Regions from separate parts of the Mus musculus genome. Here regions 2, 3 and 4 are each linked to region 1. Evidence: chromatin loops called from intact Hi-C (ENCODE). Cell type or tissue: heart. All regions are shown on one strand. Each heading gives the region's core, and the rest is flanking DNA. Links, peaks and the distances in the headings are about the cores only. Region 1 holds the start of Gm39809 (a long non-coding RNA gene). Region 2 has its middle 13 kb from the start of Gm13481. Region 3 overlaps Gm13481 (predicted gene 13481). Region 4 overlaps Acvr2a (activin receptor IIA).

What was found. Hi-C counts contacts between places; a loop is a spot of excess contacts. Peaks named below come from ENCODE experiments on the same cell type or tissue, not always from the same donor. Only the 100,000 strongest peaks of a DNase experiment are listed, where the experiment ranks them.
Region 2: a loop joins it to region 1, with 5 times the contacts of the local background. A loop is called at or near these places in 4 of 42 quality-filtered maps.
Region 3: a loop joins it to region 1, with 5 times the contacts of the local background. A loop is called at or near these places in 4 of 42 quality-filtered maps.
Region 4: it touches region 1 in a loop (2.4-fold over the local background); 3 of 42 quality-filtered maps call a loop at or near these places.

The regions. Positions count from the first base shown.
Region 1 is chr2:48,536,793-48,542,720 of GRCm38, reverse strand. Gm39809 (a long non-coding RNA gene) reads left to right here and starts at 3,574. Exons shown (of 4, transcript XR_866192.1): 1 at 3,574-3,650. In heart, for the core only: no CTCF peak of the experiment used is centred there; DNase peaks (open chromatin) are centred at 2,810 and 3,800.
Region 2 is chr2:48,466,950-48,472,877 of GRCm38, reverse strand. No RefSeq gene overlaps it. Among named protein-coding and RNA genes, the nearest start is that of Gm13481, 13 kb to the right of the region's middle. In heart, for the core only: no CTCF peak of the experiment used is centred there; a DNase peak (open chromatin) is centred at 3,327.
Region 3 is chr2:48,377,602-48,383,529 of GRCm38, reverse strand. The region is part of intron 1 of Gm13481 (predicted gene 13481); the gene reads left to right. Among named protein-coding and RNA genes, the nearest start is that of Gm25338, 3.8 kb to the left of the region's middle. In heart, for the core only: no CTCF peak of the experiment used is centred there; no DNase peak of the experiment used is centred there.
Region 4 is chr2:48,883,748-48,889,675 of GRCm38, reverse strand. The region is part of intron 4 of Acvr2a (activin receptor IIA); the gene reads right to left. Among named protein-coding and RNA genes, the nearest start is that of Orc4, 63 kb to the left of the region's middle. In heart, for the core only: a CTCF peak has its summit at 3,403 (motif pointing right); no DNase peak of the experiment used is centred there.

The DNA of each region.
Region 1 (5,928 bases), core at 514-5,513:
GAATTTCAAAGGAAATTGGATATTTTAAAGGGATTGTAATTTTAATATGTAAGAATTTGTAAAGACTGTGGGACTTTTAAAGTTACTTAGGTCTTGGGGATGAATAAGAAAGTGAGGGTTGAGGCTTAATAGTGATGTATTTGTGTGTCAGTTGTACTGGCTGGTTTTGTGTGTCAACTTGACACGAGCTGGAGTTATCACAGAGAAAGGAGCTTCAGGTGAGGAAATGCCTCTATGAGATCCAGCTGTAAGGCATTTTCTCAATTAGTGATCAAGAGGGGAGGGTCCTTTGTGGGTGGTACCATCTCTGAGCTGGTAGTCCTGGGTTCTGTAAGAAAGCAAGCTGAGCAAGCCAGTAAGTAACATCCCTCCATGGCCTCTGCATCAGCTCCTACATCTAAGTTTCTGTCCTGCGTGAGTCCCTCTCTTGACTTCCTTTGGTGATGAACAGCAGTGTGGAAGTGTAAGCTGAATAAACCCTTTTCTCCCCAGCTTGCTTCCTGAACATGATGTTTTGTGCAGGAATACAAACTCTAAGACAGTTTGCTACCTTTTATTAACTCATTCAAGGTATTCTTTCCAAAGAAAAGGTTAGAAATTAAAAGAAATTAATCTTTTTATTACATTGACTTATCTATTTAGTGTATGTTCACATGTCCACTAAAGTGTAAATGTGGTGCTCAGAGAACAACTTGCAGGAGTTGGTTCTCTCCTTTTACCATGTGGGACCTGATATTGAACTCAGGTCTTTGGTCTTGCCTTTATTAGCTGAGCCATCTCACAGTTTGTATTAGAACCTCTGGATGTAGCTAGAACTTTATGACTGGGCAGCTGTAGAAATCAATATATATGTCCTTTTGAGTCTGAGTTACCTCACTCAGGATGTTATTTTCTAGTTCCATCCATTTGCCTACAAAAGTCAGGATGTCCTCGTTCTTAATAGCTGAGTAGTATTCCATTGTGTAAATGAACCACATTTTCTGTATTTATTCTTCTGTCATGGGACATCTGGGTTGTTTCCAGCTTCTGACTATCACAAATAAGGCTGCTATGAACATAGTGAAACATGTGCCCCCGTGACATGGTGGAGCATCTCTTGGGTATATTCCCAAGAATGATATAGCTGGGTCTTCAGTATTATACTAATACCTTGAGACTTTCTGTGCATCCTGAGGACACAATGGAATGATCCCTGTGGCTAAGGAAGGAAAACTGTACTTAGTGAATAAGGAGGGGAGTGCCTTGCTGGAGGGGTTCCACTTCTATCTTTTTGTGCCAAATTTTTAATTTTCCTCTTCCTCCTCCTTCCCCTTCTTCTTTCTTGTTTCCCTCATTCCTCCCTTTCTTCATCTTCTTCATTTATGGTTCTGTGATGTTGAAGACTAATTCTGAGTCTCATCTACGCCCTGCTCAATTACTTGGTTGTATCACTAATCCAATGGGCTTTTAAAAATATTTGTGTAGGGAAATGACTCTATTGACAAAAATGAAAGGAGGAAAGAAGAGAGAGAGAGCGGAGGTGAGTGAGGAGGAGAAATAAGAAAGAGGAAGAAAAAGAGATGAGAAGGCTGGAGTACTATGGATCTTTCCTATTCTGTCTTTCATTTTCTAAACACATTAATCTTAAAAGTATCTGTATCTTTTATCTCATATCTAGATGCCTCCACCCTCTCTTTCTCACACATGCACACACATTCACATACACCGTTGTAGAGAAATTAAGAAACAATGAGGGCTGGATAGTGCAGCAATAGCTCTAGACTAGAAAGTGGTGCTTAGCAACCAGGACCGCAAAGTTGCTTGCCTGGCCATCTGGATTGATTTTGTTTTTTGTTTTTGTTTTTAAAGCTCTGATAATAGCTGAAGATTGTCTTGTGGTCTGGAGTAGTGATTCCCAGTGTGTCTTTGAGTCATTATTCTCTTTGACAGGCAGCAGTCAATTTCATTTGTACTTGACCTCTGCCTAGGGATGGTACTTTGGACCACATTCTCTTGCACTAGGGTAGAACTGTGGGCTACAAGTTGTAAATGGTTTTTCTGGAAAGTGGACCTCTAAAATGGGACAGGACCAGCTGGTGAGTGACATTAGACACTGGTTCCTTACCTCAGAGACTGACTGTTGGTAAGCAGCTGATGGAGATTTTTGTGGGGGGTGGGGATTATATACTCTGCTCAGGAAACAGTATTTTAGGTTTCAGTTTAAATAAAATCACCAGTAACCTTTCCATGCAAAGAATGAAAAGGCTGACTCCCAAGTTTGAAAGCATCAAAGATAACACGACATGCATATTTGTCTATTCTTGTAGACCACCAGTGACTCTAATGAAAGTCTTTAAAATAAATCTATACACTTGAGATCTAGTCCAGTAAAACCTTTAAAGTGTTAGAGTAACTGATAACACACACACACACACACACACACACACATACACACATACACACACACACACACACGTTGTCGTTCCCTAACATGGGTGAAAACAGCACTTGTTTGCGCCTACTCTCCATGCTCCTTTAACAGGGGTGATAACTGGACAATCCATCTGATTTAGCAGATGAAACCTTCCAGCTCCTTTTACCCTTATACGCTTTCCAACTCTAGTGGACTCCAGGAAGGAAATTGCCATTCAATTACCCAAAGTCAGCCAGGAAATACTCTTTTATTTTAGGCAGCTTCGGGGTTCTTGGAGAACATGGAAGTAGTTATAAAAATGGAACTTTCTCAATTTCCTGTCCTCATCTTTGGCCAGTCTCCTATAGTTTCATGGGCAACAGGACACTGTTCTTTCTGCCCTCGTGACACTCTGCTGGCCATTGCCCCAGTCCCCTAAGTACTCCCTTGTGCCTAGAGCCTAGCTCCTTTTCCACTTAGCATTGCATGAAGTTACCACCGTCAATCATGTGGCTTCTTGGCTTGGATCTGAGTGGGGGTGTATTTTTTCCTGTTTTCTAGTTCATATTTTGTGGGGATATCTTTGTCCAGATGGTCTCTATCCCAGGACATTTTGCAGAATATCTGTGAGCCAGCAAAATGCCAGGGAATTTCTTATTTTCTTTGGACTCAAGAAAGTCCCTTGGTTTGCTCCTTGTTGCCGAGTCATTCTTGTGAACTTTAAGCATGTTCCCTTCAGAAAGCAGTATTTTCTGAGCCACACATGTATATATACATATACATGTAGCATTTACTATGGAACAATAAAAATTAGTCTTTGGCAGATTCTTGCAAAAGCAGACTGTGGAAAGGATAGCATTTTTATTTATTTATTTTTTTATCCCTTTTTATGAGACGGGCTAACCCTTTCTCTTTGTGGCTTTACTTTTAAGCAGAATTATTGAGCCTCAGAAATACATTTGGAGCACATGTTCCCCATTGGACAGTCCCCGGAGTTGACCCCAAGGACTCCGTATCTGTCTAACCTCCTCCCAACACCAATCCCAGAACGAGACTAAGTCCTTTAGAAGCAAATCACGTGGAATAAGCCAGATTGCAAATGAAAGCTGCACGGTCTATTGGCAGCAGCGTAATTTGTGTTTATTATGCTCTTTCAAGCACTGCTCTGTCCCCTTTGTCTCCTTTGCTTCTCGCACGGTAGACATCTGCTCACAACTGAAATGCCTTGGAAGAACTTGATCCCTTCGGGCTAGAAGAGGTGAGGGTGGAACAGGGGCCACTTCATCTGAATAATGTTTAGCAACTTCACTCTGAAGGATGGTGCGAACGATCTTTCTTCTCCCTTTCTCCTGCAGCCTAGCACAGCCCACTCTCTATTGTCTTGCAATGTGCAGGAGCGGTCTGAGTAAAGGATGCTGTGTTGAATGACTACTCCTGTTGAGGGCTTTTAAATGCTTTAACATGTGGCATCATTGTTATAGCTGTCATTGCTGTCTTGGAATTTATTCTCAGCTCTGAGAAAGGCTTTTAAGCCATGTGTCAGGCAGCACGTCAGCAGAAATTGCCAACAAGCATGATTTATATTCAGCCTTTTAGGGCCAGAAGAGTACTGCCACAGGCTGCTTCAGGTCTGAAAAAGATAGGAGCCCATCTCAGCAGTCTGGGACCTACATCTGCCCTTGGTCAGGCTAACCATTTTATTTGAATGGTAACAGACATTTTTACTGGCAGATTTCCTGAATATGCCCTCCTGTATTGCAGTTTTAGAAAGTTGCCTCTTTGTACCTCACACTCACCCCTTTTCCCTGTCCTGTATCTGCACTCTAGTCCTCTTTAGAACCTATTAGAAAGGGGCCATTCCAGCTGTCTACACTAACTGAACACAGGTAAGACTGATAGTTTGTTGTTAGGGATATTTATTGTCAGAGAGCTTATCATTGGAGATTTAAATTAGTAATATGGTACAATCTCATTCGATGGCCTATTTCTTACTCCAAAGAATACCATGCAGATATCACATACTAACAAAATAATAAACAAAAATCAAGTTATTCACCCACCTAACTAATGGATGGATAAATAATGAGAACATACCCATATAAGAGAGTATATTCAACCTTATAAATAATAAAGTTACTGATATATGTTATGACATGAATGATCACACACATGCACACATACACAAGTAGCAACTTGGTATACTATTCCATTCCTATGAAATCTTTAAGATAAAGTACAGAGAAACAAAGAGTAAATAAACTATTATATGGTAGAGGCTGAGCCAAGGAAAGAGAAGAGTATATTAGTGTATATTGAGTTTCTTTTTGAGGTAGAAAAAAATCTGGAATCAGATAGTTGTAAAGTGTGATGTGCACCATTAATGTATTAATACTATAGTATTTTTCAATTTTAATAAGTGGGTTTTAAGTCATGTAAATTATAATCTGAAAGATATATATATATATATATATACATATATATACACACACATACATACATACATATATACATATAGTGAGATTATTTTAGTTCCTTTTGGGTGTTTGTGCGTGTTTCTAAAGGAACCTTAAAAAAGAGAAATTGACCTTAGACTGTGTAGTGATTATGAACTTACATCTATAAAAACAGAAGATATGAGCTACAGTTATATGCCAATAAGAAAGACTTGTTTGGTGAAATTGCTATGGATGGAATTAGAATTTCATAACTTCCTTTGCGTCTCTGTGTGTTTTTCCATTTTAAAAATTATGCTGGTCTATTTTGTAGAACTTTGAAGATGAATCTAAGTTTTATATTTGAGGAGAAGAGGAAAATAATGTTAGCTTAAAATGTTCATCTCTATCCACGGGAAACAGTGTGCCCTGAGAAACAAGAATCAGATGGGGAGCATGAGCTATAGAGCAGGCCAGTCAGTCTTCATCATTTACACACACACAGAGAACATAGTCTATTTAGATGTATTGTCTTAGCATCATAATGGTGATGAATGCATTAGAAGGACACTTAACCTGGCTGCCGGGCATTCCTAAGACCACTACCTTGTTGGTCACATTAACTTATATATGGTTGAAGAAGGTTACTTTCAGCACCTCTGCTCACATTCCACTGGAGAGATCAGTCATTATGTCGTCATTCCTTGTCTGGTTGCAACAGGAGACTAGACAAGGGATTTCTGGTTGGTTGACTGTGTGTCTCACAAAAGCTATGGTGATTCAGAAAAGGAGAAGTGTAGATTTAGAGGAAGGGATGGCTAATATTGATTGTCAGTGTGACCACATCTAGAGTTAATTAAAGTACAAGTTGCTGGGCACTCCTGTGAGGGAGTTTCTGGATCCGGTCATTTGGAGCAGGAAAAGCCGCCCTGAGTGTGGGCAGTACTTCCTGGTGGCAGAATGGAAGAAAAAAAAAATTGCTTTTTGCCTGTTTGCTGTTCCTGACACTGGCAAGTTCTTTATCCTGCTGAGGCAGCATTCAGTCCCCAACACATCTTCAGACCTCCAAAGACCAACTCTCCAGGAATCCCCCAGACCCTCAGT
Region 2 (5,928 bases), core at 581-5,580, 70 kb after region 1:
TGCTATAGGTGGGAGGCTAGGGGCTATCTGGTATTCAAGCTATGGTATTCAAGTAAAGGATAAATAAGTTGACAGTGTTCCCACAAGAACCACGTACTAACAAAACACCTAGTATCAGGCAACATAAACTTCCTTTTGGAGAGTTGGCCAGGGTAGTCTAACTGAATTCCAAAACAAAACAGAATATGGACAGTAACTCTTTGTTGTCTCTCAGGAGTTGGACCCCCATTGCTGAAGACACCAATCATTTAATGTATAAGACTTGATGATTCAAGGTGGCTCTGAGTTGAAAGCCTCTTCTCTGTGTTCTAGCTTCTATGAAATACGATCAAGGCTTCCAAGAGAGGGAAGCAATAAAGAGGCCTGCTGAACTGTAACACCTATGAACCTTAACAATGACCAGCATGGCAAGATACCCACGAAGGCACACTGATTGGCACACAAATGTCAGTCACCAGCTGTCTAATTGAACTTCAAGGCCACTCAACAAGAGAGATGTCACTCATGATACTGAAAAACTAACTAGCTTTCCTGGGATAGGAAGCTAATGGACATTAGCAAAATAGCTGCTACTATCACTTGCTAGAGCAGCATATTCTGTCCTATATTGTAAATCTTATCCTTATACCCATAGGTAAATGTAGCTACTACCCCCCATCAGATAAGCCTCTCCATACAGCAAACTATCACAGCAAACTATAACTGGACACAATGTAGAAATCAACAGATCATGGGATCCTAGCCCCAGTGGATACATCTGCACCACAGCTTCTGTATTTATGGTTTGGGGAACATCAGGGAAAAGGAGGCTGGAAGATTTTAAGAGTCAGATTACCAGGTTGTCTTCTGTGAAACAGTCTCTTGTAGAAATGGCTAAATAAACAAGACCAGAACAATGGGAACATCAATAGACATATTAATGAGAAAGGGGAAATTTTCGCTGGGTCCCAACTTTAGACAAAGAACTGCAAGAACTAATATCACACAGCTGGAGGAAGGCATACTAGCTTCTCCCAGGGAAGATCTTTATTGGTTTTCTAATGCAAAGAGCCTTGCTCTGAAACCATATACACACAAGCAACAATAGCCTCAGCTGGCTGTATTATTAGATTTGTATCTAACAATAATAATGATAAGCGACAAAGGGCTATCAAATTGTGATTAGAGAGGGGGAGCTTGTGAGGGATTAAAGGGAGAATACTTGGGAGGGAAATGATGTCATCATGTTTCAATTAAGAATATTTAGGAAAAAATTCCTTTAGGGAGGGTATAGAGCTTGAAGGGGAGGAGGGGGAGGAAGGAACAGGTGAAGGGACAGGCGAGTAAGAGGTTGCTGGCAGCAAGATCTCTCAGGAAACAAGAGGCCATAGAGTCTAGCAATAAGGTAAAGGTTCTCTTTGACTAGATTGGGGGAAAGGTAAGACTCCAATGACTGAAAGTAGTAAGCCTAGTTCTTTTTCTCTTAAATCTGTTATCATTGGTTGTTCATGTGGCATTGACTTGCAGATAATAAATATCTTAATTTAGAATAGTTTACATTTGGATGTGTAAAACTCACGTGTTTCTTGTTACTTCAATATGGTTTCTATTTCCTTATAGGAATAATGTTAGGATCTTTCTTTCTCTCTCTCTTTCTCTTTCTTTCTTTCTTTCTTTCTTTCTTTCTTTCTTTCTTTCTTTCTGTCTGTCTGTCTGTCTGTCTGTCTGTCTTTCTTTTTCTTTCTTTCTTTCTTTCTTTCTTTCTTTCTCTCTCTCTCTCTCTTTCTCTCTCTCTCTCTCTTTCTTTCTTTCTTTCTTTCTTTCTTTTGTTGTTGCTGTAACCACATTTTTCATAGGTAGAAGTTTTACATTGTGAAAATTTAAAATCCTAGGGGATGAGCTATAGACACTGGCTGCTTAAGATGTAGTTGGGCAAGAAGCAACAGTAGCTCCCATGGAACTGGTTGGAAATGCAGTTGTGGGCTTCATGGTAGACCTGCAGTTCAGAGTCAGTTCAATGGCAACCCCTCGAGATCTGGGTGCATATCACAGTTTGAGAAGCGCTGGGCAACAGACCCCCTTTAGAAACCTCTCCTGCTCCAAATTCTGTTTTTCTACCACCTTTGCTGCTTCACTGGGACAGCACCATGACTGCTGCAATTATTTCCTACTTTCAGGAGCTGTGGCCCCTTGACAAAGTCTGATAAATTTGAGTTTTAAAAGAGGTAGGTTAGTTTGTATTGACTCTCCTAAGATTCTTCATTTTAATATTAAAACCAAAGGATTATTAATATATGTATATTGGGCTGGGGATATATTTACCCAACATATGCAGAACCCTGGGTTTGGTCCTTACCACTGGGGGAAATAGATATAATGGAATCCTCCTAGTATAGCATATAAAAGAAATTAAAGCTGACATTACTAAAGTACTTTTAGTTTACTGTTCAGGCTCTCTCAATGATTTATATTTCATATAACTTAGAAGTTCTCAGCTGTGTGCCTACCTGTTAATAAAACAGCATTATTGTTCATTGCTGTTGTCTTGCTCCCTGAAATGTAGTTTGTAAGATCATCAATCCTTTATGATATGTAGAGCATATGAAAGGCAGGGAGAAGGACATGTTGCTCCCTGAAGAGCTGTCATTTTAATTAGAAGGCAAAGGCAAGGCAGAAACACTGGGAAGAGACAAGCCTGGGGTCTCATGCCCTTTCTGTTCCCAATGCCTTTGCACAACGGCATTTGGCTCAGTTTCCAGTGGGTACCACGACTGCCAGAGATTTGCTTGTTTAATTGACTTTTATTGCTTTGCTTCAAGCTTTTAAAATATTTGCAACTCAGGCAGAGCTTGTGTAATTCTGGGTACTGATGGATGAGTATAAAGATCTTTTGAAAACAGTTTGTTAGGAATGATAGATTATTTCTTCCGGGACTTTGATTTACATCATCAGTAAATGAGCAGTAACTGATATTTTTTAAGTAGCAAAATCGAGCAAACTGTCTTTTGTTAAGAGTCTCTACAGCAGCCCGGTGGTAGAACTATCTAGACAATATTCAACATGGCTGGCTTTTCTACTTTAGTACTATTGTTAGTTTTTTAAGAGAAGAGGTGAATTCCATCTAATTGGATTAAAATTTGTCTTTCAAAGTAAAAGCAAATTATGCTGAGCGTGGAATTTCAAACCTGAGCGAAAAACATCTGAATACTGGGTGTTCATCTTTCTAACAAGCTTAGCAGATGGATGGGAAGTGATGTTAGCTGTTTATTTCCTCAACATATCAATATGTGAGGATGTGGTGCAAAATATGGTTTTCCTGCAAATGAGCAGAGCCCTGCAAGCAAAGTGCACGCACTGTGTTTGTGCTCTGAAAGGACTTCAGAAACTGAAGGGCCACTATTACTTAAAAATCTGCTCCATGTGTGTAGCTCATCAAAATCTTAGAAGGGTTGCGATCAGGGGTTGAAAAGATGGAATTGTTTCAGCTACTAGTCTGAGCATGTTGAGGGTGCTTAAAGAGTCCTTTCAGTCAGGAAACACAAGGACAACTGGAAAGCTATCTGCATTCATGGCCTTTGAATTTAAAAATAAAAAAGAAAGAAAGAAGAACTTGCAAATCTACCAAAAAAGGGCAGTGTGTGTCAATTGATTCCCCCCTCAACATTCCCCCCTCTCCCCCCCACCCCCCGCCAGATTTTAGCGTGTATGTTTGTGACCAGAGAGCTTTCTTGGGCTGTCTATCAGTTAAGAAATAGGCCACAGTTGGCAGCAGTTTAATGGTCAATTGGCTTTATTTGAGAATGCTTGTAGAATTAGTCATCGCAGCAATGTGATGATTTTTGTGGGCCTTATCACCACTGATCAAGAAAACAATTAGCAAGTTGGGAAAACCAACATATGAAACTCCGAGAGCTGTCTTCTTTTTCAGTATGAAGACAGCTTTCTTAGTTTTTGGGGTGGGGGGGAGGAGCTCATGATAAATTTTCAGTGCTTGTTAAAAACTTTATTCATCCATTGTTACTTATTTTGTTTAAGTGGCTGTTGTTTTTTTTGTCATATGGATTACGGGTTGCCTACAAGTCCTGGAAAATAGTAAAAAGTCCTTTAGACCAAATGAAAGCGATCCTAGTTTCCTAAGGATAAAAACGAAGTGATTCAATGTTAAAAGATTCAGGCTCTGATGCATCAAGGTCAGCCATTCATTGCCCTCATCCCACCATACGACCGTAATCCATGCCTTGGCCGCCCTAGCCTTGGTTGTATGTATGAGCATTCCATCAGCTTAGCACCTCTAGGACAGAGGTGGGGACAGTCTGAGACACTTACACTGGGAGAAATGTTTTTATCTCAGTTTCTGAGTTGAGAGCAACACCTTAAAACTGAGAAGTGGCAAGTGTGAAACTTTGCCCCAAGAACTAAAGATGAGTTCGTGCTGATTGGCCGGGAGGCCTGAGGGGTTGCAGACAAGGCCCAATGGCATCTTGTTTTCCCGAAACTGTGTGTAGATATTCTTGGGCTTTTCAAACAGAACTATCTCATGGAATTGTGTTATGCTATCACAGTGCATGAAGCAGAAAGCTCACTTGCTTGAGAGTTTAAAAGCTTGTTTTGTGGCTTCTAGAATTCTCCATTATGTTTTTGAGGTTTTTCTGCATATAACAGAGAGAGAGAGAGAGAGAGAGAGAGAGAGAGAGAGAGAGAGAGAGACTGACTACAAGCGAGGGGATGGGGTGGGGTAGGGGGGACATCCTAGTTTCATCATACACCAGAACGCAGAGCAGCGCAAAGGGAGGGCTGAGGTGAGCTGCTCTGCAGGACTCGGGGCATGGTGGCTTGTTTTACTACTTGTTCACTTGGCATTTTAATCGTGTTCTCTCCACATGTGACAGGATTTATTAAATTTCTGTCAGGCAGTACTCTCACTGTTGCCACTATTAAGGTGGATTCATTACAAGGAAGGATTTCTGTCAGCACTTACACCTTACTCAAATAGTGGCTAAAACACACAGGGCTTGGATTCCTGGTTTTGCCAAATCGTAAATGCTGTTTTCCATGCATATACCAGACGCTCACACTCAGGCTACTGCGGCAGTTTAATAAGGACACAGAAAAGTGCAGGAAGGCCAAGAGCATGATGGGAAGGGGAGAGCACAATGTAGAGAGCCTACCAACTTCTCAACGGTCTTGCTTTATATAGAGTGTTCATACTTTCAATCACTTTAATCTCTCTAAAATTTTTTATTTCTAATATCAATTGATTTCTTCAATCTTTTTGGTTATCAGAGACTTGTGGAATTGCTGAACTGATGTTCTGAGATGTGAATCATTATTTATTTTCTCTAACAGAACACTTGACAAATATTAAAAGCTCTTTTCTAACCTTGAATACTCTGTAGTCTCTCTCTCTCACACACACACACACACACACACACACACACACACACAAAGCTTTGGAATTGACAAGTACTGGTAGGGGTCATAGTTTTCTATATCTATCGTCTATCTATGTATGTGTGTTTCTGTGCTTATAAATGTAAAACTTAGCCTTTTAAAAAATTTAAACTTTGTAATGAGTCTGGAGAGATGGCTCAGTCAGGAAAGTACTTACCTGTACAAGAGGAACTGTATTCCGTCCTCAAAACTCACATAAAAAACAAAATTGAGCATAGCTATATGTGCTGGTAATCCTAGCACTGGAGAGGCAGAGCTAAAAAGACACCGGGACCTACAGGCCAGGGAAAGAGCCTACCTCAAAGTCAAAACCTAGCAAGCAAGGCGAACGGCACCAGGAACTGCACACTGGCCTCCATATGTATCCATACAGAAATGCATGTGAACCAACACACACGTGCCCCGTTTGCTTTGTTCCCAACTCACAAAGTCGTGAAATTAAAACTTCGTATGTAAAACGCCTAATAGTAATGGAATGGGAAGATGGTTCAGTTGGAA
Region 3 (5,928 bases), core at 452-5,451, 160 kb after region 1:
GAGATATATATATATATATATACACACACACACACACACATATATATATATATATATATTGACTTTATATTTTCTGGTACATAGTTGAACTATTGAAGAAATACATAGATTTGTAAATTTTTTTTCAAACTTGAAATGTTTTCTTTAGTGCTGTTTTTATGTACTTCCTGAATTTCTTGAGGAATTCCTATGATTCTGAGTCTGATTTGTGCTTTTTGATTATACTTGTACTGACTATATTATTTTACACATATTGGTATAGTTTGAACCTGGACTAGATCCTAAAACCTACATGTTAAAAACCTGGTCACCACTTTGGTGCCATTGCAAGGTGGTAGAAACCTTTAAGAAGTATGGTCTATTGGGAGGGTTTACATAATTGGAGGTGTTCTCTTGTTATGGGTTGTGGGGCATTTGTATTTTTCTCTTTCCTCTTCCTAGTCACCATAAGGTAAAGAGCCTTGATCTTCAAGATGTTTCCAACTGAGGTGTACTATGTTGCCAAGAGCAACTGAGCCAACTCATAATAGATGAAAACTTCCAAAACTCTGAGCTACAATAAACTGTTTTCTTTACAAAGTGATTTATCAGAGATTTTTTTCTTTTGGTAGAGTTTTTATGGAAAGCTGGTTAACACACATACACACACATATACACACACACATGCACACACATGCATACACACACACATATACTTGGGGAGAGAGAAAGAGAGAACAACAGTATTCATGGACATGTATTTCTACACACATATAAATATGTAGTAAGCACAGATTTATGTAGAAACACACATAATAAGAGCATGCAAAGACACAGTGGTTTATGTAGTTTGTGCACCTATGTGTAAGAAAAGAGAAGAAAATGATATTATTTTCCTAACTTCTTAGGAATTTTCATAAAAATTTAGGAGACAGTCTCATGCATGACAACTAATTGCCATTTTGTATTGAAATTGCTATTCCTTTTTGAGGCTTCTACTTTTTTGTTATAATTTTCTTATTTATATTACTATTTTTTATATCCCATTCACTATCTCCATCGCAGTCACCCCCTCCTCAAATCCTTCCCCTCTGCTGACCTCCCATTCTTTGAAGGGTGGGGCTCCCCTGGTATTCCACCTCCTTGATGCATCAAGTCTCTGTGAGGCTAGGCACAGCCTCTCCTCCTGAGGCAGCCCAGCTAGAAGAAAGCATCCCATGTACAGACAACAGCTTTTGGGACAGCCCTCATTCCAGTTGTTCAGGACTCACACGAGGACCAAGCTGCATATCTGTTACATATGTGTTCTTTGGTCGGTGATTCAGTCTCTGAGAACTCCAAGGGTCCAGGTTAGTTGACTCTGTTGGTCTTCCTGTGGAGTTCCTATGCCCATTGGAACCTTTATTCTTCCTCCTGTTCTTCCATAAGTGTTCCCAAACTCCATCCAGTGTTTTGCTGTGGTTGTCTGCATCGGTCTGAGTCAGCTGCTGGGTGGATAGAGGCTTCTAGTTTAAATCTGCGGCAGATAAAATCTACACAGAACCGTTTCAGTGATATTAAGAATATTCTCAAAGGAGAGAAGAAAACAAAGTATGACTTCATTGTCTGCAGAATTAGGCTCTTCTTTCACTTTGTTCCAAATAGTAACCCCTTCCCCCCGCCTCCCCCCCTCCCTCACGGGGCTGGGTTTGGTCTCTTACCGGAATTTGCTAAACACGAGTCTAGTCTGGTATTAAAAACCGAACGAAACCAAGCAAAATGCAAATGTATCTAAAAGAACAATTTCCATAAATTCATTTAGAAACTCATTTGGCAAGGAAGTCTTTTGAAAGTCCAACTCAACCTGAACAGACTTTTTTAGAAGCCCGTTTCCTGTTTTTCTCTCCAGGAAACACAGAGAATAGTGTTTTTGAAAGAGTTCCAAGTTCCTGGTTGGAGATCAGCTTCCTCAGTTAATTTCGAATCTCTTATGATTGAGGTGTATCTGAACGTCAGAACAACGTTTGCACTCAGACCCCTCAAGTCCGGTGCCTATTTGTCCTCCCCGCCTTACCTGGGACTCTTATGTAAATCCTCTTTAAGCATAAGTGGTTATTACTTCCTGTGATTGTTTGTGTTCTCGGTACTTGATGGACACTTTTTCCTCCACATATACATTATTTATTTAGGAGTGGCATAGCATCTTGCTGAAAAACATGGGTCACAGAGTCAGAGGTTTGGAGGAAGCCTAATTCTTTCCCTTATCTGGTGGCCTTGGACCAAAGGTAATGTGTGTGCTTCAAAATTTCTATCTAAAAGAAATAAAAGATCTCTTCATTGAAAGAGCTTATGTACATTAAAGCACACAAGAGGACACCAAAAACACTTTGTGCCAGATGTACTTCTGTTATTGCCTCGTTAAATAAAATCATCAGTCTAAGAAGACTGTACTTTAAGTTGATGTAATTCCTCCTGCAGCAAAGAATTCAGCTCTTAATAGATACCATCTGAGGAAAAATCTAGAACGTCCCAAGTTCTACAGGTTATCTTTACTAAAAAGAGGCCAGCTGCTTCATTTCTTTTAAATGTTTACCAGAGTATTTGGAACTTAGTTTATTTCTAAGCATGCTTTATAGTTGTTAGCCTTGGCAGTTACATGTTGCAGGTCATCAGGGAAGATGACTAAGGCCTTGTGAGAATTTAACCCTTGCTGCTGTGAGAACTTAATCTTTGCTAATTAATTACATTCCCATGGGCATTTAGTTTTTTTTTGTTGTTGTTGTTTGTTCATTTGTTTTGCTTCATTTTGTTTTTCCAGTAAATGACTTCTTACTCTATTATTATCCCCTCCAGTGCCCATTGATTCACAGAAAATAACAAGTGGAGTTTACTGCTTTGATTTTGAACTAAATCTTGCGGCTGTTTTCATTGTGATCCAAGACTTTGTTTAATCAGAAGCTATTGGAGCGAAAATGTTCATGTTGCAGATTTCCTTTTTGACAATGGTGCATGGGAAGAGAATTCTGAAAGAACTAGAAAATATGATACCCACTGGAAGAAACTGAAACAAGGAACACCCAATCCCACGTGCTAACCAAGTGGGGATTCCTTTCTGAAGCTTTGTACTGTGCAAAGGATACTTTTCTGGTGTGCCGAGAAGTTGTCTCTGGGACCGTCACACTTGGAATTCCAGCAGATTACCCTGTCATCAAGTCATCAGTATGCTGCTATTTGAATAAACACAGCTGTTGTTTTCCAAGAAATATGGCTAGGAGCAGCAAGGAAAAAAGGGCAATTAGTGTTATTGAAATGGTGGGGTACTCAGGGTGGTATATATATATTTATGAGAGTTTTCATTTCCGAATAGCTATTTGCCATGCTGTGACTGAGCGGTAGGGGGTGGGAGGGTGGGCAAAGGTGGTGGTAACAAGCCTTTCTGCAAATCCTTGCTACTTTGCTACCTTCTGCGATCTAATATTAATTATGAATAATTTTCATAATTAAATACATATTTTAATTCATGCAACCTTGGTGTTTCTTCTCCGAAGAGAAACCTTAAAATTTTTATGACATTTAAAATATTACACTGATGACTGCTGCCAGTTTTCTTGTGAGACTATCTGAAGAGCAAAGGCATCAGGTCTCAGAATCAGGGCAGATGTTTACTTTGGGGGGTTGGGGTGTGGTGGACATGAAAACTTTCCTCTTGGTATCATAAAAGGCACAGTGTATCAGAAAAATCATGTTTTATACCAGTAGTGTGGTCACAGGTGAAAGGTCCTTCCTCCTGCTTCTCACATACTTCATCTGTGATGTGGTTGTTGAGCAACGTAACTGTTAAAGACCCTGTGGATTCCATGTTGCTTTCAATACAGATCTTTATGATTCAGCTCTGATATTCAGTGATAATCAATACTTATTAGAGATCCATGAGGACCTGAGCTGTAGTCTTCTGTTTAATCAAATGTTTCTACCATCTAGCTGGTGTGCTTTTAGTATAGACAAATATAGGGATGGATAGTTAAGATTATTCTTGGTGCTTTATTTACCTAAAGCACCTTATTTTGATTTTTACATAGTCTCGATTCTTTAGGGCTCTTAATTAAGTGCTGTGGTTTAAGAGTGTTGGCTTGGCACATGGAAGGGTGAAAGACTGGTAGGTTAGAGAACAGGTTTCAAAGTCCTAGGATTTCTAGGATTCGATTTCCGGGAAAGAGATGAGGTTGGACAGGTAAAACCTGTGTCTGTGGGCATTGCTGTGCTTTAGTTTAAATCATCTCACTGAAGTTCAGAAGACTCACTAGTTCCCACTTGCATCTTGTTTTGAGTTGATTTCTAATTTAAAAGTAATTCTTATACTTAGTCCAATGAACCTAAATGTTTTAAAGACAAGATAGAAAAATAAATAACCCAAGACAAGGGTACTGGAGACACTACCATTAGGGAGTGTTTCTAAGGGGATGTAAATAAAAGCTCTCATTTAAAAACTAGCAGAGACTTTGGAAGAAGAATGACACAGCTTTCTGAGTAACATTCAGGATCTACTTGGGGAGAAAGGATGACGAAGGCTTTGGCTTATCCTTCAAAACAGGAAGTGTCTATGCTGTGTCTGAGATCTGATTGGGTGACCTTGGGTCCAGCCAGGAGATACTGTGTTCTGGAGCCAACCCTCCTCATTAACAGTAGCAACACATAGTAGTGCACTGCTTTATTCTTCCAGAGCTCTTTTGCATCTATTTTCTCATCCCGGATCCATTTTTAGGATGGTGTTAGCCTTACCTCAGGCTCAACATGTCATCATTTCCTTGGAGACATTATGGCTTTGCTGATAGGTCTGGTTTTTCTCTTCATGCTTTGGGCAACCTCTGCAGGATGCTGAATGTGGTAGCACCAAATAACAAGTTAGCTGAAACAGAAAGCTTCTAGTGGGACCACATAATGCATTATAACAGATGGGATTAAGGAGGGTTTATGTCATGGTGCCTGTCTAACACATTTTTCCCCATATAAAGCAAATCCCCCACTGTTTTTCTTGTCTTCAGGCACCTAGCCACTTGATGTTAGAAACGCTTACTGCCTCTAATTCTGTCCTCTGTAGCTCTGACTTCTTTCACTACATCCAATGGTTCTCTACATGTATGGGAACTGACCTTTTGGGTTTGTGTATTTTTCTTGTATACACCATTTCCTTTCTCAGAATTAGCATGAGCAATTGATTCTCAGCCTGGGCTTGCTAGGACAGCATGGTTTATAGAAGAACTGGGGCAGAATCTGAGAGACAGTTTATACTGAAAGGATGCTGAGATTAAGCCTTCAGTCTGTCATTAGAGCTTTACTTTCTCTAAACAGAGTTCCTGTTTATTTTGCATATTAGGTCACCCCTACTTTTTGAGTCCTAGAGACAAAGACATATTTCTCATAGGTTAATAGCAATTTTTATAGTTAGTATTTGATGTTTCGTATTATGCGTCTTGCAGGGCTGTACTTTGAGAACAAAGTACATTACCTACTGCCAATTTGGGCGTGAACTGCATGCATTCCTGAAGGTTATGAAAGCCAGAGAACTGGCTCATGGATGGTACTGAGGGGTGGTTTTCTAACTTCAGGATCTGTGGGGATGCTAAGCCATATAAGTACTATACAATATGCACAAAGCAGGGTGGGGTACTCACATGTTCAGGTGACACCCACTGTGGGAATAGAAAGGTTACTTCTTCCACTCTGTTAATTCTTGAAAAAAAATCTCTAGTACCAGATGGGATGTGGGAAAAGAAGTTCAAAAATCAGCAACACGCACGAGACACTATTGGGTCCAACTAGGGATTTCAAGGTTAGAATATGGTCAATGTTGAGAGTTCATCAACTCAGATCTTGACAGAATATAAAACTCTCAGTCAGGATGCCCAGTAATAGCCTTTCCATAACTTTGTAAAGCCTTAGGTTCCTACTCCAAATATAGCCATCCAGGGT
Region 4 (5,928 bases), core at 552-5,551, 350 kb before region 1:
GAGAGAGAGAGAGAGAGAGAGAGAGAGAGAGAGAGAGAGAGAGAGAGAGAGAGAGAGAGAAAGAGAGAGAAAGCCAGGCAGTGGTGTACACCTTCAATCCCAGCACCTGGGAGACAGAGGCAGGTGGATTTCTGAGTTCGAGGCCAGCCTGGTTTACAGAGTGAGTTCCAGGACAGCCAAGGCTACACAGAGAAACCCTGTCTCAAAATAAACAAAAACAAAAACAAGAACAAAACAAAAAGAAAAACCACAAACAAAAAAGAGAAAGGTTTCTATAGACAATCTTTGTTCATTTTTACTTTTCAAGATACTAACAGTCCATCTCTTTAGCTATTTCCCCAAACTGACCAGAAATAAAAATCATTCTCTAAGAATAACTGAAAAGAAAAATAAAAGTATAAATAAATCTAGAAAAATGGTAGTCATAGTTGGAAAGATAGAATGTTGAATAAGAGACAAGAGTGCTACCATGATGGATCTTTAAAATAGGGCCAGGGAACTACATAAAGGAGAAAGAAAAGTGAGAACTCCCAATGCCAACAGAATAGCAACCCGTTGTTTAAAGTGTCCTCTCAGTTTACCGTCTGCAGCTCACGCAGAATGGAAGAAGCTTCTGGAAGCCAGCAGAACACACATCAGGAATGTCTCAGTGCTTATTTACATTTTGTGAGAAGGAACTAAAATTTTTGTGGCAAGGAGAGACTACCAGTAGCACTTTAGATACTAAAAGATGACATTTTATCCAAGATCAGTACATCTTGCCCTAACTTTCTTCTCCCCTTTTAGATCTTCATAATGTTCCACAACTTACAGTGCTCCTTATAGGCATCCTCCAGTCACTAGTCTGTTTGGGAGTCTATGAGTTTTCAATTAAGCATCAAAATTACCCCAGGGGAAAAAAAAAAGTTCAAAATATTTTATAGAAAAAGAATGCAACTTGTAGGTAGTCCTTTAAAGGCTTGAAAACTCCTATTTTTTAAAGTAAGGCAGAAGAAAGACTTCCTGTGATTCATTCTGAAGTCATGTTTGTTTTTAAATGTCTAAAAAATTGCTGTTCTTCTCAAATTAAAAATATAAAAGGTTAATAAAGCCAAAGTGCTTCCGTTTAGCAGAGTGACAGACCAAAGAGGCTATCTACAAACGCTACAGGAAGGCCAGGCTCACTGTGACTCTGTCTCTCTGGGAAGTTGCTATGGGAAGCTGATCCTCCCTTACCGTTCTACAGCCACCTCTGCCTGTAATAGGATTCTACTGGCATGGACAGGCTGACTGAGGGGACTGAAAGGAAAAGGCGAACACCAATCTAGCAAAGGCAAAGAAAACTAGACAGTCTGCAAGGTCCAAGAATAAACATATAAGTTTATAAAGAAATAACTAAATAGAAATGGCAATAATCAATTTTTCAAAGCAGCAATACTACAATCTTCAGATAACTGAACAGAGAAAAAAGGACAACAAAGCCACTGAGCAATAGTGTCTCTAGAGAGAACACACACATCTACTGTGTTCAGAATTGCACAGCTACAGACATGAAACAGGATTGAGGTCATGTCTTCAATAGCTCAGATTAATAATACAACAGGGAGTTCAAAGTATATTAAATGTCTTCTAGATAGAAAGATAAACTTCAAAGGTCCTATAGGATTACAGGGCTTCCCTTAGTAACATACTTTCGTCTCAGAGAGAAATCTGGGATCAACATTTGATATTACAATTTACTCAGAATTTTTCTATTAATTGCTACAAAACATACAACTGTCAAATTTTCTTAACAGTATAAAAAATTTAAATAAAAAAGCAAAACACTGGCCAATATTCAAAAAGGAAGAAAGAGATCTGCAAAGGCTCACTCTTGCCAATGATGATGTACTCTTATTATAGTTTTATATTCATGGATACCTAAGAGTGGGCTTAAAACTCAGCTTCATAATAAAAATAACTACACAATACAAAATACCAATCATTGATATAGCTTTTTGTTTTCTTAACAAGAAGTGATTAGAATGAAGTTTTAAATGTATCTCTAAAATCTAAGTTTTAATTATTGTATAAGGTATATTAGAAATTATTCTCAGTTTATTAGTATCAGAATAGTAATGTATTCAGAACACCTAAGACTTCTATCATTAAACATGTAAACCCCAAGGCAACAAAAGGGAACTTAAACTCTGTAACTCATGGCATCCGTGAAGCACAGCTTTGCCGTGATGCACAGAAACACTTGGAAGATAGCAATTCCAAGGACTACAGAATTTCTGAAAATCTTCCCTCGAGTTCCCAGTGCTGTTTCAACAACCATTCAATATATAAAACTTAGAAGACACACATCAGAAATGGCTCTGACTGTGCATTCCTTCTCAAGACATAAGAATGTATGCTGAAATTGCAGTTACTGGTAAAGTCTGACTGTCCAAAGCCCCTACACCGTGGCATTAGTATACCCATTCTGGGCTACTCTTTAAAGGGGTTAGCAAAGCCATCTGTCATCAAGTCTGCTTATTCCTGAGATACTTCTACATACTAATACAAACAGCCCTATCCTTCAAGGCAGCAACAGATTTGTCAAAGGTGTTATTTATGCAGCTAATTCATTAGCTAGAGATGACATTGGAAAATATAGATTTTAAGTTAAAAGATAATGAGCTAAACCAGAAAGTTATCTCTTATTTAAATGAGTAAGGCTGACATTTAAAGAACTACTGGGTTCCTAGGGCTAATGCCCTCATTAGGTTTTATCTTCCAATCAGAAGAAACCTTAGATAAGCATAAATACTGCTAACAATTCTTCAAAACCAAATGTTTTTACTATGTCAAATGAATAATATTTGGATACAAAAGAGAGGACTTTTATAACAAAAATGTAGATAAACTATAAGGGATGCAAAGTAAAGCAACAATAACACGACTGTAAGGACAAATGGCTGCTGTGCATCCACAGAAGCTTTCACAACCATGAAACAAACAGCAATGCGTCTTACCTCTATCATTATATGAAAGGCGTGCTTGTGAAGAAAAAACACAGGCAAAAGAAATTACGATTCGTATTCAGAATGAAATGAAAAATGACACATCAGTTACAAAGGTGAAAGAATGATTTAGCTTTTTAAGAGTTGACAGTGATTCAGCAGACTGTATTCTTAAGATAAAAATGAAAAACTCATTCCTTATAACCAGAGGAAAGTGTTATTTTAAAAAATATAAGGAAAAATCCTTAAATTACACCTATTAGGGTGGCAGTAAATAAATTTGGATGTAAAAATAACCCAAAATTACCTGATACAATGGGCTCAAGCCAGCAAGTAAAATAAATTTTAGATATTACATATTACTTGTAAAGATTTGAAAGTCTAAAGTGTGAGTGGTTAAACAGGCAATTCTGGGGAACAGGAGCTGCAATTAGATTCTGAACAGCAGAGGGCAGTATTGCCTTTAACAAATACCAGAAAACAAAGCCCTGAGGAAATCCAGCTCTCTCAGACCAGGGATTCTAAGAGCTTTTATGAGTGTGTGCATGAAGGTTAGGGAGCCACCTCAGGTGTCATTCCAAAAGTGCCATTTCCAAGTGACCTGGAACTCTCCAAGCAAGCTAGGCTGGCCAGCAAGCCCCAGGAATGCACCTGCCACAACTCTTTTTGTGCTGGGGTTGCAAACATGCATCATCAACCCAGCCTGGCTGCCTGTGTGGTTGGCAATTTTTCTATTCCCTTCCTTCCATGTGTGTTCTAAGGATCAAACTTAGGCTTTTGTGAGCTGTGATGTCTTTCCAGTTCTAGGGTTTGTCTGCTTTGTTTTATTTTGTGTTGTTGTGTTATTTTGGAGGTTTTTTGGTTGTTGTTTTGGGGTTTTGTTTTGTTTTGAGTTTTTGTTTGTTGTTTTTTGTTGTGGTGGTGGTGGTTTGGGGTTTTGTTTTGGGTTTTTTGGTTTGTTTGGTTTTTTTTAACAGTTTTCATAAGACCCTCTGAAATTTCCTACTTCCAGTGAGTAAATTATCTCACTCACATTTTTGGAATGTACTAGGTGAAACACAGAATAATGCTATGTGTGTGCTCAGGAAAGACAAACCAGGAAGAAAACACAAAGAACGATGGCCAGAATTAAATAAAACCTGGTGATAAACTAGCTCTGTTACAAACCTCCCTGTCCAGCTGTAGCAACATGAATAAATCAAAATATACCCTGACAGAACAGAGTTTAAATGACTTAGTCCACAGTCTGAATTAAGCAATTGTTAGCAGTTCAAACTATAATTCCGGTACTATAACAACTTTAAATTTAGGAAGTATGTAACAACTGAATAAGTAGTAGTCCCTTGGAAATAAGTATATAGGCACATTTCTCAGTCTGAGGATAGTCAGGTAGTAAAAGAGAACAAGTCACCACAAAAGAGATAACTGCCTGAATTTTAAATAAAGCAAAATACATGTTAGCCACTGCTAGGGAGCTTGAAAACTCCAACAGATGACACGTTCCCCCGCTGCCACTATTTCTACAGAGAACACTACCTGACAAAAAGAAATGACAATTCACTTTTCTATAGTGGTTGTTTGCTTGATATCATCCAAGGCTATTCATTATCCATCAAAAAAACAGCTTAATACTTCCATACCATGAGAGAACCTCTCTTTCACAGGGAATGCGAAGGCACAATAATTACTGGGATCTTGTTTACACACAAGAACTTTCAGAGCTCACAATGTCAGTGCAAGCAAATGTTACTCTTAATCTTAGAAAGTATTATGCCTATTCAGGAAACTTCCTAACTAATGGAGAGAGTAAGCTATAAAACATCCAACACAAAAACGAATGAAGACAAAACCAAACCTTTTTGTGCTAAAAATGGGCAAGACAAAAGCAAAAGAATTAAAATAACTAAAACAGATTTTTTAAGTATAGGTTTTTTTTAGATATACTTCTCAATAAAAGAACATTAGAACAAAAAGATACAAAGTAATAAGAGGAACCAAGGGCATGCTTTTTCAAAGTAGAAATAGTTACAGTATATAGTCAAAACAGCCAAAAGAGATCACTGACTATACAAATAGATACAACTGTATTCCCAAAATGGAAATGGTGGCTTTGAGTACTCAGCACTGAAACTGTATGTAACTAAAAATCAAATCAGTACCTTAATGCCAAGAATTAGGTTTCCAGATTAGAAAGAGACTTGCTGCTTATCATGAAGGAATGAAATTACTGTCAAACATCAGAAAATATAAAACTTTATTCACCCATTCATTTATCCACTCATTCAAACAATGTTTACTGACTATACTGTTCATGTCAAATACTAACTACTCAGGCTCTTATGAACTTCACAGCAGATAGACTATTAATGGTTTGCACTAACAAATGTATGATTAAAGAGTAAAAGCAGTAGAAAGAAGTCACTATCTTGTTAAGTATCTGTAAAACAACCTCACTTAAATAAACTGGCTAGTTTTTCCGTGAGGAGAGCACCCCGAAGAAAATAGATAAATAACGCAGTAGAGGGACTGAAAATCAATACTGGGACACATCCTAGATTTTCAATTACATATTCACACATATAAGTGCTACATTTATTGAAAACCAGATTTGGAAACAGCAATCGTTATCCTTGAATGGGAAGTACTAAGACATGTCCAGGTGGAACGATTTGGTAGGAGGTTAGCTATGCACATCTAAAATTCAAGTAAATCGTTCTAAACTACAGACTTGTATGTACTACTAATAAATACACACATAACATGGACTACAAACTCCTTTAATCCCAACCCACACACATACAGAGAGACAGACAGAGAGAAAGAGAGAGAGAGAAAATATCTTAAGTGTATCTAGCTAGCTAGATAACTAGTTTCCAATTGTATTTATTTTGACACCACAATAACAATGTTTTCTTATGACTATCAAGTGTGCATACTATGTGAAAACTGACAAATTCTGAAT